Linked DNA regions of Mus musculus: region 2 is linked to region 1. Evidence: chromatin loops called from intact Hi-C (ENCODE). Cell type or tissue: gastrocnemius. All regions are shown on one strand.

Region 1 (8,000 bases):
CCCTCTTTCCCTCCTGTGTGTGTGTGTGTGTGTGTGTGTGTGTGTGTGTGTGTGTGTGTGTGTGTGTGTGTTTGGGGTCGGGGTGTTTATGGACACCAGAAGACAGCATTGAATCAGCTGGAATTATGCTGATTGTAAGCAGCTCAAGGGTGCTGGGAATCAAACTCTGGACCTCCTGGAGAGCAGCAGGAGCTCTCAGCCCCTAGGCATCTCTCCTGCCCTTGACAGATGTGAACTAGACCCCCTATATTCTTTGAACAGAGAGGTCCCAATGCATCCCGGGTAGGATTTAATTTCCAACATAAAATTTTCAAACAAGAAGACTGTAAACACTGAAATGGCTCTCCAATCTTTGTCCTTTTTTTTTTTTTTTTTTAAGGGTTCAATATGTAGTATCAGAGTCTAATTTAGGCTACTGAGCGGACTAAATTTCCTAAGGGTTCTTTTGAGTTTTTGCATAGTTTCCCTGATGTTTTTATCATTTGGTGCCTTGCCCACACCCTCCTGAGCACCTTGAAGTAAAAAATGTCCCCAAAGTAGTTAGCATATTCTGTTTTTTGTAATGGTAGTGTGTTGGAGCTCACAGAGTCTGGTGGGGTTTGTTTGTTCTTTGAAACAGGGTTTCTGGTTTCTCAATAAAACTCTGGCTGTCCTGGAACTTACTCTGTAGACTAAGCTGACATTGAACTCAGAGATCTGCCTCCCTCTGCCTGGTCTTCCAAATGCTGAAATTAAAGTCTTGAACCACCACCACCACCAAACCCACGTGGCCAGCCAGGTGGTGGTGGTTGGGTTTGTTGTTTCCGTCACTGTCATTTCTGTGTCTCTTTTTCCCTCCTTTTAGAAACGTAATTAGAAGATGTAAAGGCAAACACACCCCCTACCCCCACCCCCTACACACACCAATTTCATTTTGTCAGTTAAGACTTCAGTGTGTAATTTCAGTTTGTAGTTAAGACTTCGGTGTGTAGACTTGAAAACGGTCCTTTCCCTTTGCAGGGAAAGGGGACTTCGAACTCCTGGAATCTAGAACTGAACTTTCTTTAACAAGGTGTTTATAAACGAGTGTCGGAAACCTGGAGCCCCACCACCGCTGCCCACCGGGAAAGCATCAGAAAGTGCGTTGTGTCTTTAAGAACTTGAAGGTGGGAGGCGGGCCTCTGCCTTCTCGTGCCCGTTGATTGGCCAGGCCTACAGGAAGTGGGCGGTAAACGCGCCGCATCTGTTATTGTCGCCGCTGCGCGGTTTGCGGAGCCGCTGGAGAGGCGTGCGGGTTCCATCATCTCCGTGTGCTCCCCACTCGTGGGCGTGGGACGTGGGTGAACAACGGGCTCCCTTCCTCCCGCGGGGCTCCGAGCAGCGGCCGCTGTCCCGCGCGCTTGCGGAGCGGCTGCCAGCCGGGGACCGCTCGGAGGGAAGGGGCTGTCAAAGGGCCTTCAGTCGCGTCCCAACCCCAGGTCCCAGCCCCCCTTGAGATCTCTCTTTCCCCTGTTCTGCAGGTTCGCTTGCGGCGTCATGGCTCAGAGGGCCTTTCCGAATCCTTATGCCGATTATAACAAGTCGCTGGCCGAAAACTACTTTGATTCTACTGGGAGGGTGAGTTGAGGCTTGCCTACCTACCCTCTCTCCCCCAGCTCCAGGGCTCCGAAGGACATCACTTCTGCCTAGATGATGGGGACGCCCATCTGTCCCCCGCCAAAGATGTGTGATTAGATCAGACTTACATAAGTATCTAAGTTGGGATACACTGCGTCCTAACATATTGGATAGAGAATAAAACCCATTGTCAACATCACTAACAGTGATGTCAGTTATAAAAATTGTCTTCCAAGTTCACTCCCTAAGTGGCATTAAGGGAGATGAGGAGCCAAGTTGTCTTCATAGGTGCCATGTTTTTCATTAGTGAGTGTGCGCAAGTTAGGACAGAGTCATGAGTGCAAACTAGAGCGTGGAGAGGACCACGTTAAAGGCATGGTGCTGACAGAAATGTATCCAACAGGCCCAAAATCATTTGTGATTTTACCATTTTTCGAAGCCTATAAAGCTGAGAGCGGTGAGCCAACGATTAGAAAAACCATTTGTACTTACACTGGTTTGCCCACCACCAGGCACTTAGAGAGGAGAGCCTGGAGGTGTGGCACCAGGGACCTGTTTTCTCATGCCTTCTGGGGAGTAGGATTATTATTATTGGAATAGAAACCTGGTTTTTGAGCCCTGAGAGAGAAACTAAAAAGTGTGCACTCACTGTGTAGCCCAGGCTGACCTTGAAATCACTATCCTCCTGCCTCAGCCTCCCCAGCACTGGGCGTAAAAGTGTATGCCAGTGGCCATACATTTTATCAACTTGTTTCTTTGAAATGCTATGACTGTGCAAAAAAAAGAAAGAAAGAAAGAAAGAAAGAAAGAAAGAAAGAAAGAAAGAAAGAAAGAAAGAAAGAAAGAAAAAAAGAAAAAAAGAAAAAAGAAAAGTGTTTTTAGGTAGCTGTGAAGAGTTCACAAATATGTCTGGCTTATGTGGTGTCAGCTCACCCCTGAAAACACCTTAGTTGGTCATGCAGTAGCAGGGAGGGACAGTGGAGGTGCAGTGTGGAAGGGTATCAAAGTGTATGGCCTCCTGGGACAAAGCTTTGTGTAATTGGAGCCCCAGGGTCCTTCTTGTCATCATGAGGGCCTGTGTTCTGCCTACCTCAGCAGATCTGAAGGTTTGAGTCAGTCCTGTGATCAGAGGGAGAGAGGAAGGTGTGCCTGCCACTTTGTGCTGACTTGGCAGAAGTGTCCTAATGATGGAACTTCAGTCTTAGGCTGTAGGATGCTCAGTTTACACAGTTAATTCTTATTCTTCTTATTATTATTATTATCTTTAGTTATTACCTTTTATTGCTTCAAAAAATTAATTTATACACTTCATGTGGGTGATGTGCAAGCCTGTACATGTTACGGCTGTGTAGAGTCCTTTCTTGCCTTGCCTTGTCGAGGCGCAGTCTATTTCTGCTACTATGCGGTGTACTCCAGGCTAGCTGGCCCACAGCCTGGGTGACTCTGCTCTCTGCCTGACATTTAGCTGTAGGAGCACTGGCATTAACATGTGTGTTGCTACATGCAGCTTTCTACATGCTCTGAGATCATGGCTGGGTAGTCATGTTTCACAACTAATACTTTTGTGTGCTGACACGTCTTGGCCTGCTTTCTTTGGGTTTTTGAAACGCTAACTAAAGCCCACACTGGCTGGCCTTTAGCTCCAAGTAATCTTCTTGCCTCAGCCTCCTGAGTACTAATACTATAGGTGTGAGCCACCATACCCAGCTGTCAAAATCAATCATCCATTCATTTCTTTTTTTTCTCAAGGCAGTGTCTCACCTTGTAGCTCTAGCTGGCTAGGAACTCACTCTGAAGTCCAGGGTACCCTCAAACTCAGCAGGCTCTGTCTTTGCCACCAGACCGGGTATAACTTTAATTCATTTCTAAGGGACAAAAAAAAGGACACCAATGCAAACTCTGATCCCAGATAACAAGGTGGTGTATGGTAGAACAGAGTTTGGAAATTGTACAGAGAAAGTGGCATCCATTTTTAAATCCTCTTGTTGAACCTGAAAGGTCAAGTCCTGGAGACCTGGCTGTGCTGCCTCCACATTCTCCACATTAAGGCAGCAATACAGAAGGAGCGTGTCTGTCTCCTGGCATCTTCCAGCACTCTTCACACTTCAGTGATGTGGTCTGCCACAAGCAGTCAGTATTCTCAGGCAGGTCACCTTTGTAAACATGTGTACCTAGCAGAAAGTGACTCCTGTCCCAGGGCTGAGGCACTCTCACTGTGGCCTCCTGATGTCAGGCCACCCAGGGCTGTGCATTACATGTGGCCTCTGTGCAGAAGATGGCCTGTGGCCATGTCGAGCTACTCCCCAAGTTCTGTGAGGCTTACAGACCTTTTTATATTAATATTGAAGTCCATCATATCTTACTAAATGCATCTCAAGTCACGTTGAAGACCTGACCTTCTGTCAGAGACTGTTAAATCCCAGGCGGCTGTCAAGCTGTGGATTCTGCATGGTGCTCAGTGCTGCAGTGGCCACAGTCCTCAGAGGGATGCTCCTCAGAGGTGAATCTTGGAACATTATTAGCGTTAGAACTTACGACACTGCCTTCTTCCAGTCTTACGTGCCTCTTTGCATGTGTGTGTAGGAGACATGCATGTGTGTCAGCGTCAAGGATAGTGTCCATTGCTCCCTGGGTGCTGTCTTTGTTTTCCAGACAAGACTTTCTGGCATGGAACTTGACAAGTAGGCCCAAGACTGGCTGTCCACCAAGCCCCAGGGATTGGCCTGTTTTTTCCTCCACAGCTCTAAGATAATAAGCACATGCCAGCATGTCCCCCTGTAAGCATGTGCCAGCTTGCCCCACTATAAGAACATGCCAGCTTGCCCCCCTATAAGCACAAGCCAATGTACCCCTCTTTTTAATATACTGGTTTAGAGGTCAAACTCAAGTTTCCTGCTTGCAAAGCAGGCACTTTACTATCAGAGCCATTTCCCTAACCTAAAGTGTTCCTCTTAAAAATGAGATTCTAGTGCTGTTGAGATGGCTCATCGGATGAATGCACTTGCAGGCCGGCTGGGGACGGAAGCGGAAGGAGAGAACGGACTCCTGACAGTTGACCTCTAACCTCTACCCAGGTGCCAGCAATGCATGCATGAGCAGACACTCACACAGACAGACTCTAGGGATGGCCAGTGTAGGCTTGAGAGTGCAGTCTTTTCATGATGAAACACCTGTCTGCACATGTGGTGGTCCTCAGCCCTGGGTGGAAATCTCATTGTGTTTTTGGAATTACAGTTTGGAGTTATAGCATGCTCCTGAAGAGTTGGTACGTTGATACCAGTCTTTAATACACGCAGTCATTTAGAGTGTACAGTGCTTGAAAACTACTTTACAGTTGCTTTATAAAGAGTATGACATGGCGGGGAGGGAGGCAGAAGACATGGCTACAATTGAGAGAACTTGTGCTTCACAGGACTGAAGTTGTATTCCCAGTACCCACATGGTAGCTCACAGCTGTCTATAACTCCAGTTTGAGGGGACCAGAATCCCGTTTTGGCCTCCCAAGGCACCAAACACACACATAGTACACAGACATACAAGCCATCAAAACACCCATACATAAAATAATAAAAAGGAAAAGAGATTTTCAAAGTAGTAATAGGATTATGACCTGTGGCCCTCATCTTGCCCATCGGTTTCATAAGCTATCACATGGGTGTCACTAACCTCAGGGTCTCAGCCTTAAGTGTACCCCTATGGCACAGAGTGGGTTTGACTTTAAGAAACCGTGGGGCAGGTGTTACTCTCCACTTCCAGGAAGGCAGCTGCAATATAAAGAAGTGGAGTTAATCTGGGCAGTGGTGGCCCACACCTTTATTTCCAGCACTTAGGAGGCAGAGGCAGGCCAATCTCTAGAGTTTGAAGACAGCCTGATACTCAGTTCAAGTTTCTGGACAGCCACGGATACACAGAGAAACCTTGTTTAAAATACCAGAAAGGAAGAAAATTACTTTCTTTTCTATTGAGACTAGGTCTGACTGTGTAGCCTAGGCTAGCCTCAAAAGTAGCAACCTCCTGCACCAGCCTCCCAAATGTTGGGATCAGAAGCGTGCACCACTATAACTTGGCTCACAGTAACTTTTTGAAATAAATGTGTTGTTTTAAATAGTGTGAGTTCCATATGTGGTTTCTGAAAAGCTACTTTAAGTTTTACATGATAATATCTTGTTTCCATGAATAAAAAAATGCCATTATAAGGTACTATTGATTGACTATTTACTCTTCGTAAAAATATTTTTTCTTAATTTCTGCAGCTGACTCCTGAGTTCTCACATCGCTTGACCAATAAGATCCGAGAGCTCCTTCAGCAAATGGAGAGAGGCCTAAAGTCTGCAGACCCTCGGGATGGCACTGGGTACACTGGCTGGGCAGGTACAGTGCACTGACTGAGCTAGCATACACACTGCTGAGAGTCAGGGCAGGACCTTTCCAGAACTGTGAGGTGTGAGTGCGTTCTGGGAGTGTGCAGCCCACGGGCAAGCACACTGTGGGTATTCATGCCTGGCGCTGGGCGTTTACTGTGAGGAGAAAGATTGTTTTCAGCATGATGTAGTTGATTGGAAGAGTTCCTGGAACAGAGGCAAAGACACTTCATCTTCATGGAATAAAACAAGTCTGTAAATGTTACCTAAAGCACCCATCCCAAAGCGTTGCTCTGTAAGGATCACAGTTAGTGCCAGTGTGAACGAACCTCCTCTGCTCTCCTTGCTGGTTGGTTTTCAAATGCTGTCTACCAGGCTCTACTGCTGATAGCCTGGAGGGGAAGAACTAGCCGCTGCTCTGGAGGGAAGAGAGGGGTGGGGAGGCTGAAGGAAGGCAGTTAGCCTCCTACTGCAGACGAGAGAGCACAGTCAGAATACTGAGGAAAGTGGTCTAGGGGCACAGAGTTTCCTTCACACGTGGATAGTTGAAGGCTCCATTTTGAGCTTCCAGACCTTGCAGGTTCCTGGGGCCCACAGCTGAGTTGCTTAGTGACTCATAAGCAGAATTCAGGAATAAGCATTTCACAAACAAACGTGGAAGCTAATCTGTGGGCTGCCGGGGAAGGAAAGCTGCCGTGTGAGAAAGACTGTCTGAGAGTAGGCTCCAGCCCTCTGCATGTGAGAACGCACATTTCCTCACGAGGTTCCATGTGAAATCTCTAGCATAATTGCAGGGGGAACAGGAAACCAATTTTTTTTTTCCTGACACATGGCCTCACTATGTAGCCTTGGTTGGCCTCGAACTCACTAAATAGATCAGGCTGTCTACAAACTCACAGTGATCCTCCACCTTCCAAGTGCTAGGATTAGGCAAGCTAACATTGGTTTGTACTTCTTAGAGTTGAGTTTTAAGTCTTACACGTATTTTAGAAGCTGACCATAAGAAACAGAAGAGGAAATGAAAAGGAAGCATTTGTGTCAAGAGGGAAGTAATCAGAGCGTCCTTTATTACCTACTGTAATTTCAGCTGTAGTGTAATGGACAGACTCATTAGTAACGAACCTTGCCGTCTTTATTTAAATTAACACCATTTGGAGAAAGCAGAACAAGTACTTACGCATGTCTTTCCCTGACAGGTTTTCCTTACAGAAGGCCTAGGCTTGGATCCCATCCTAAGACATTTGAAGTCTCTATTATTTTGCTACCTCTGACCAGAGAAAGAGGCACAGGCTGACCTGAGACACATGGCTAGCTAGTTCCAGAGCAGATTTCAAAGAGGGACTTACATCCCTAAGTCACCCATTCAGATAGACTCATGGTGTTATAGCGAACAGTGCTTGAGGCTGGGGGAGAAACGGCTTTAGATTCGAACGACTGACTTTACAATGTCAGGAAAAGCTGTCAAACAGCCTGAATTGCTAGCTAGCCGAGAAGCTAAAAGGCATACTCTCAGAGAAATGTTTACTCTAAGGTGAAGTGCACCTGGTGTAAGCTTTCTGGCTTCAGTCTATCTCTGGCACCATCTCCTTCAGCTGCCGGTACCTTACCCTTGAGCAGCTCGCTTCCAATGCTGGCTCTGTGTGGAGAGCAACTCCATGGCAGTTGTCTAAGGCCGACTGGCAGGCACACCGATCAGTTGAGGGTGTCTTCATTTGCTCTATGTTTCTGAAGAAGCTTAAAATCCTGTAGAAAAATTAGCTAATAGCTTTCGAGGCAAGGTTCCTAATATCCTCTCTTAAATGCTGTTAAAAGTGCCATTGTTTATGCATTAAATAAACTGTCTCTTTCAGCGATCTAATTCTTAAAAGACTGTCGTGGGCCAGTATTCAGTCAAAAAAACGTAAAGCTCTGAGTCCACTAAGCTAGAACGCTGATTCAGCCATAGGAAATCAAAACCTGTGAGCCTTCAGTAGCCTTACAACTTCATGACAGCTGCCATTTCATTATGAAGCACTGCATCCAGGAAGATCACAGTGGAATACC
Region 2 (8,000 bases), 1.9 Mb after region 1:
ATGTCTACTTTTGTGCTGAGACCATGCTGTATTGATGAACATAGCTTTGTACTATTTGGAATCTTTAGTTTTTCGGACTACTCTTTTAGTAGTCCTACAAATTATAGAATTGCCTCTTTTTCTAGATTTCTGCTTTTTAAAGCTGGGAAGCATTATTAGGGGAGCAGGTGATTTGAGACAATGTCTATGTACCCAAAGTTGTCCTCAAACCAGAGAGTCTCCTGCCTCACCTCCTGAGTGCCGGGTTTGCAGGACTGAAACACTACACTCAATTCATTTTTGGTTTCTTGAGACAGGGTTTCTTTGTGCAGTCTTTGCTGTCTTGGACTAGCTTTGTAGACCAGGCCAGCCCCTAATTCTAAGCATTTTCATTTTGTAGTATTACAAGTGAGATTGTTTTCTTGATCTCTTCTGAGGAGTTCTCTGTTATAGAAAAAAAGGACTATTTACCGTTTTTGTGTTGCTGTTAGAGAAAAAAAGGACTATTGACCGTGTTTGTGTTTTGACCTTGTTTTTGTTGTGACCTTTTGTGTGTTTGTGTTGGTTGCATGGCACACAATGCTACTGAGTTTCAGTACTTCCCAGAGGTTTTAGGTCACACATTTAGGATTTTTCTGATCTGAGATCATATCACCTACAGGCAGGGCCTCTTAACTTCTTCCTCTCCCATCTGGATAGTGTCTATGCCTTTCTTTGTCTTATAGTGTGTTGAGACAAGGCAAGAGTGAGCACCTTCGCCTGATGAGACACAGAGGCTTTCCGTTTTCACAAATAACTCATTACAGCAGACCTGTGGGGTACAATCCTGACATATTGAAAGCACATATTTACTGTCTGGCCTAGTGGACTAACTTCCAACATTTCCTGTCCAGTGCCGCTAATCAATTGACTGTCTAAGAAATTATGGTTTCATTTGGTATATAATGCAAACGCTGTTTTTGGTTGGTTTTTTTGGTGTGGTGATGGTGGTGGTGGTGACAATGGTAGTAGTGGTGGTAGATTGTTTTTGTTTGTTTGTTTACTGTAAGACTAATTTCTAGCTAGACTCTAATGAAATTATCACTCTTTCGCACTGCATGTGAAAGTATAAGTAGATATATGTTTCAGCAAAATGATTTGGTGGCTCTAACAAGCACTTTGAAAATGTTTATACTCCAGTTCCACTAGTTCCACTAATCTAGCATTCAGAATTGATAAAGAGCATTTTTACCAAGCAAGATAAAGATGGATTTTTCATTATTATTGATGCGATGAGGAAATAAAAGAAGAAACAACCAAAGCAAATGATTCCAAAGTAACAGGATCTGACCCACTCTGCTCAAGTTAAATGGCCTGCAAGTATGCCAGATGACAGAAACTAGCAATCATCGGCATTTGTTCTATAGCTAAGTATAATCCAGGCCTGTACCCAACACTTGGCATGTGGCGGCAAGAACACCAGAAGTTCTAGGCCAGCCTCTGCTACATAACAAGTTCAAGGTTAACCTGGACCACATGAGACAATCTTTATTAAAAAGTGCTTTCTTCACAGTGTTGTCCCCCTTCTAAAGCCATGTCAGTCCCCTTCAGCAGGGCTCCTGATCAGAGTGACCGTAGGCTCATCCTACTGAAAGTGCATCCATGAGCTCTTCCCACTCTTCTTTCCAGGCTCTGTCTTTTTCTTACCGTTCTACAGTACTTCTTCTGTACTTGAAAACTTTCTGGGCTTCCATCACAGCAGACTCTGTAATTCTCCTACCCTAGTTCTGCATTCTCTTTGGGGGTAGGAGGCTCTAATCTTCCACCTGACCCTTAAAGATTCAAACATGCCTCCAGGGTTCTGCTAGTAGGCTATTCTTCAGTACTTCTGGACGATCTCATCACCATCTTCAGTGCTATCACTAAACACACACTAAAGAAACCCATGTTTTGGTCCCCAGCCCCATCATTTCTTCTGAGCTCAGATGTATGTGGCTAGCGCCTCCTGGACAACCCCATTTTCCTGTCCCACAAGCATTCACCTTAAACAGTCCTAGAGCTAAACTCATTATCTTGGTCATCCAACTCATGATCCTATCCCTTCCTGTAGAAGAGTGTCTGTCACTCAAAAACCAAGTGCAACCGTTATCTTTGCTGTTCTCCTGCTGGTAATCGTAACTGGTAAGTAATGATGACGTCATTTCACTTCCCTTCATTGTCTTTATTTGCACTTATTTTGTGTGTGTCTGTGCATGCACCTATATACGTATGCAATCCACACCACATGTGTGGAGGGCAGAGGACAACTTGCAGGAGTCAGTTCTCTCTTACCTTATGGGTACTGGGGATTGAATTTAGAATATCTGCTTTGGAGGAAAATACCTTGACCTACTGAACCTCTGCCCTCGTTTTCTTTTTTGTGTGTTTTTACCTTTCCAGATCATCAAAACGAACATAAAGTAGCATTGGAATCTCATGGGAATTCCATCATCTGGCTGAGTGTCTCATAGGCAAGCAGATGCTAACAGACATTTTCTGACCCAGGCTCCCATTGATGTTTACAGTAGTGTTCCTACTAGACCTTATTTAAATATTTAGACACTTTTATTGAGTAAATGAAAAAAAAAGATAGCAAATCATAAGCATGCAAATGCAGTGAGCGACATGAATATGAGCAGTGAATGTCATATTCACATTTTTAAGAGAAATGTAATCTTCAACCAAACACCAGTTGTTAAGTCTCATTGTTACTAATAGTGGTGATGTACTGCTTTGTGAGGCTAGAGAGGTGGCTCAGGAGGATCAAAGCACTTGCCTTGTGACCTTCTGACCTGTTTGGTCTCCAAAGCCTACAAATCTCAAGACTGTCCTTGGGCTTCCACATCCTTGCCATGGCATGCACATTTCCACACTCACATATTAGACATCAATAATGATTTTTTTAATGTTTTGTAATTTTTCCAGTCATTTAGTCTATAAGTTTATTATTTTACGATTCTACGAGACCTTCTGCGTGAGAATATGAATGGTTTTACCTATATATTTATTTGAGTATAGGCTATTGTTTGTTCTTGATTTTGAAATGGGGTTTGACCAGACCGGAGCTCGTTATGTAGACAAGGCTAGCCTGGATCTTGTGGCAATCCTCCTGCTTCTGCCTCCCAAGTGTAGGGAATACAAACATGCACCACTACACCTGGCTTATTTTGTAATAATTTAATTCAATACCAAGCATCTACAAATATTCTCTTTCAGTGATCTATCAGCTCGTGCACTTGACATATCAGCCCTTGAAAACGGGATTCCAGATGGAGACATGCACATAAGTGCCATATGTCCTATCTCAGTGTCTCAGATAGTCAATCCATGCTTAGCACATATTTAGAACTTGGTTGAAGATGCTTATATTTAAATTCACCATGGCTCTGTATTCCTATGCATTCTTCTTACTTTTGCCATCACCTATAGTCAATACTTCTTATTGTGTTTTATTCTTCGTTTCTTGAATTTATTCTAAAATGCTTTCTGGAACAAGAATGGCTATGAATACTTACTTTTAGTAATATAAACAATATGTGCCTGATGGTAGTAAGTAACGTTTTTTAAAGTGATTTAAAGTGAGATTAGAGGTGAAAGTATAAACTCACACACTCTCTAATCATTTTATAGGAATAAACGGAGGTCACAGCTAATACCCAGTTAATCAACATTAACAGCTGACACCACGTATGAGTCCTTTTCCACATAGCGCCCTCTAGCGTCCAAAATGAATCTTACTAACTGCCGTGAATTCATAACTTTTCAACACAATGCTGGTTGTTTTAAAAGTCCATGAAGCGTTGAATCTTGACCAATCAAGGATGACCTATTGTCCTACAAGTCATAATGTTCTCCTTTTCAAGACTAAGGAATACAGACAGAAAAATCTCTGGAAAGATTGGAATACGTTTAACCCATTCTTAGAATTCTAAGATTTATATCGTGTATCTCTAGTGCAGCTTCATCGCAACCCAGAAAATAAACCTCACTGTCTTCCATGACAAATGGTGAGTGAAGCTTATTTATAAACAGCAACAGTTGGGAATACGGATCATTGGTAGTGGAGGGAATTATTGGGGTGGAATGGTGAAGCTCTGTAAAAGCCTCAGCATGAGAATATGAATGGTTTTACTCATATATGTATTTGTGTGTAGGGTATTGTTTGTTCTTGATTTTGAAATGGAAAATGCGCTCTGTTTTAGCTTTTGCATTAAGGTAGAATCTGTAGTCCTCACACGCCTTTAAGAAACCTCAAATGCACATTCTTCAAAGGGCACAGTCCAGCTCTAAGAGGCATCCGGAGACTCCAGGAAGGGATCCAGTCTAGGGAGGGCTCCCTCTTTTGTACCTTTTGCAGAGAACCTGGATACTCAACGCTGGGATTCCTAGATTGTTGCGGAGCCCAGAACACTCGGTCTCGGCGCTTCCGATAGCCTGTCAGTAGGTGGCGTCCTCGCTCCTCAACTGCAGGGTGTTCCCGAGGAATCTCCGCGGCGTGGCAGTCCCATCCCCCACCGGGAACAGCGGACCGCTGCATCCCAGACTTAATCTCAATCTATGCCTCGGCCCACCCCACAAAGTCGGAGGCGGCGAATGGCGTCGTGGAGGGGGCGGGGCTTCGGGAGGTGGGCTGAGGGGGTGGGGCCTGGGAGGAGACAAAGCCGGGAAGAGTTAAACAGCCTTGACCCTGCCGCTGGGCTTCCGAGCGAAGGTTGTGGCAGATGCTGATCTAACTGGGGCCGGCTTATTACAGCTTGTGTGTACGCGCGGGTGTGAGCCGGTGAGTAGCTGGGGCGCCTCCGGCTGCAAGCGGGCGCTCCTTCCCCTCCCTACAGGTGCCCCAAGGCTTAGAGCGGCAGCCGCCGCCCCTTACTATTAAACTATTCCGTTGAAAGCTGGAGTGAGAAAAAAGGAAGAAACCCCAGGTCTTGGCTGTGCAGAGATGAACTCAGTGGCAAGGCCCTGGTGCACTCAGGGACGCTTCCAGAGTTTGGGCGTAGAGAAGGGAAATGGGAGTAGCAGAGTGCTGCTTGCCTATCTGTATAGAAGGGCGCTTCCGAGGTTGGGATCGCTTTGGGAGGCGAGGACGTTGCAAGCAGTGACAAGTGGCAAGGCACCCGCGGAGGAGAATTTAGCTTTGAGGTGGACGCACAGAACTCTTGAGTGTTGGGTGTAAAAGGACTAGGCAGGAAAGCTGGTTGCAGAAAGGGTGTAAGCCAGGAATTTAGGCGTGTACTCCCTTCAAGGTTCAGGGGTGGGACCTGCCTTGTGGTCGGAGAAGAGCTAATGAGAGTGCAAGAGAGGGAGGGGATGAAGGTAGGCGGAGCCTCCAGCTTCAGTCTGTAGTGTTTGCTTAGCCACTTGGGGGCGCCCTGGGGTCTCGATTCCAGATGCAGCCATCTCAGTGGACCTCGTATTTAAAAGGTCCTGGCAGTGCTGAGAGGAGGGGCTGGTGTGGGGATCTGGAAGGAGGAACCGAGTCAGCTTCATTAGCAGAGCTTGCACAACGCCCACATGGATATCTCCTGTCTCAGTGTCACCCGAGGTCGAGCAAACCCGAGACCTGCAAAAAGCCAAAGAGCCGGGCGCTCACTCTAGGACTCACCGTCCTGTGGTGTGAGCGTGTGTGCGCACCAATATTTGTACTCCTGTGACCTTTATTTGGAAGGCTCCTGCCCTTTGCCCCTCTGGATACACTCAAGCACTGTACTTTAAACCAGATAAACTGGGCTGTAAGGCTGATATTAAATACAAATCCTCCTGGCAGGGGTATTTGTATGTTAAGACTTTCTGTTCCGGATCTTGCTTTGTTTTAGGAGATAAATTGAAAGGACACTTGTTTAAGTCATCAAAATTGAGAGGCCTTGTTATAATTGCAAGTCCGTTCACCATCAAGATAAGAATTAGCAATTTTGCCCTCTAATCTGATATCTTTAATGTGACCACATTGTATAGTTAGTTGGGCGTTAGTGCAAGTGTAGGCACTGGGAAAAGAGAGAAGCAGGAATTTTTCGACAATATACTGCAACTACTTCCTTAGAGTCCCCACATGTTTTGCAACTTGAACTTGGCTGGAAAACAAAAAGATCGGCTCAAGATAGAAACTTGAGATTTATGGAAGTAAAATTAAGTATGGCAAAGGGTTCCTATTGCTTAACTAGTCTATTATGTTTGTTTTCTGGAATTGCACAGGCTGTCAGATTGGAAACTGGCTGCCTTCAGACTATGTAAATAAGCTGGTAGCTATTAGGCTTGGATCAAACTTTCCTTTAAAAGTTGGGGTTGGGTGGGATCAGAAAATGTGAGACCCAAGAAGTCAGGGAATCTAGGGGTACCTAAAGCCCATACATGCCATGGAAATCAAATCCAGAAGTGTGATAGTAGTTACAATACAGCTTCACTTCTTTAATTAACAAGTGCTAAAAAAAAAAAAAAAAAACTAAATAGATAAAGGGAAGGAAATCTGACGTTTATCATTCATTGGTGAATTCTGAGATATAAAAAGATTACATCAGAGTATATACACACCAAGAAGGAAATAACAAAGCAAATAAAAAAGTTCAGACATTCCCGGCATTGTGATATTTTATTAGCTGTATTTGCCATCGCAGAAAAATAGCCTAGTCATAACTGTTGTGTAATGCCGTGTAGGAACATGACCGTGAGAGTGCAGTATCAAAACTGAGATAAGTTAGCTGTCTCTCTAAAGTATGGCCATGGTGAAAATGGAATTAATTATGAACTCTGTGATCTACTGCAAGTTAATCTTTAAGTTGTATCTCATGGGTGGTATTGGTTCACCCACACCAGCTTGTTGATTTCTTTTAACTGGCTTCCAGAAACTTCCCTGGTGATGGACTCAGGGTACAAATTCAATACTAGAAATAGGATGCTAGAAATGCAAATCTCAGACATAAAAATGGGATTTGAGAGTTGGGAAATATTCCTGACTTCTTGTGAGGTGCTGAGACCTACTGTCTAATAATCATTTCCCTTTAAAAAAAAATTAAGGATCAAATTAGTTTCAAGACAGCTTTAGGTTGTTATCTAATTGCTTTAAAGTCTTTCTGTTCCTCAGCTATAACATTGATCTATATGCCACTGCATTTCTGGAAAGAAAGTTCCCAATATAGTGTCACTTGTGTGACAGAACAGGGCACTTGTTGCCTAGGGAAATGCAACACACGTAGCCCATACAGGGATCCTATGACAGGACAAAGTAGAGACACCACCAAAATCCAACTTGGTGAACCAATAAGTACTGTTGGGATTACTTTACCCGAATATGGGTAAGGAGCAAAAATGGCTCTGCATCACCTCACCCCAGCATGGGTGAGAACTCACAAAAGCTGGGAACCCGGTGCAGACTACACAGCCTGCTGGCAGCTCAAGGGTTGGAGACTGTCCTTTCCAGGTGGCCGGCCTGGGTCGGGTCTTCTCCAGTCTAAGAGTCTCAACTTTTATTGTTTACTCTGTCAGGGTGGGGCCTATCAACTCTGTTCAGTTTCAGAGACATCCTGAAACTATATTTTTAGTTCTTTACCTGCCTGTTTAAAGAGCTTAGTGTAGGATAGAATGCTTCAATTACAGAGGAAATGGTTACACAACCGTTCCTATAAGGAATAGACACTCTCAGAGGTTCAGGGACCCTTTGCCTCCTGAATACAAGCATGTTATTCTTTAAGCCTTGAAGTTTCTCTTTTTCCAAGCAGTCATCTTTGACCTTTATTGGAATCAGATAAATTAATACTTTTGGTTTGTTTTGAGACAGGGTTTCTAGTGTAGCTCTGGCTGTCCTGGAACTTGCTCTGTAGACCAGGTTGGTCTCAAACTCAGATCCACTTGCCTGGCATGCACCATCACTGCCTGGCAAATACTTTTTAAAGTGATGGCCTTCCTAGAACAATGTAGTGTCCCATCATACAAACAGCAGCTCTTGCCCCTGAAAAGCCAAGGGATAAGCCTGTGTACTAGGAAGGGGCCTTTCTGTCTCCTGATTTCTC

Evidence for each region. Peaks named below come from ENCODE experiments on the same cell type or tissue, not always from the same donor. Only the 100,000 strongest peaks of a DNase experiment are listed, where the experiment ranks them.
Region 2: a loop joins it to region 1, with 6 times the contacts of the local background. A loop is called at or near these places in 2 of 42 quality-filtered maps.

Annotation. Positions count from the first base shown.
Region 1 is chr1:67,032,091-67,040,090 of GRCm38, reverse strand. Lancl1 (LanC (bacterial lantibiotic synthetase component C)-like 1) reads left to right here and starts at 1,219. Exons shown (of 9, transcript NM_001190985.1): 1 at 1,219-1,596; 2 at 5,850-5,967. The coding sequence starts at 1,516. In gastrocnemius, no CTCF peak of the experiment used is centred here; DNase peaks (open chromatin) are centred at 1,211 and 3,040; H3K4me3 peaks cover 1,837 bases; H3K27ac peaks cover 2,088 bases.
Region 2 is chr1:65,175,767-65,183,766 of GRCm38, reverse strand. Idh1 (isocitrate dehydrogenase 1 (NADP+), soluble) reads left to right here and starts at 4,625. Exons shown (of 9, transcript NM_010497.3): 1 at 4,625-4,777. In gastrocnemius, CTCF peaks have their summits at 3,732 (motif pointing left), 4,434 (motif pointing right) and 5,351 (motif pointing right); DNase peaks (open chromatin) are centred at 3,714, 4,526, 5,356 and 7,373; H3K4me3 peaks cover 4,183 bases; H3K27ac peaks cover 4,714 bases.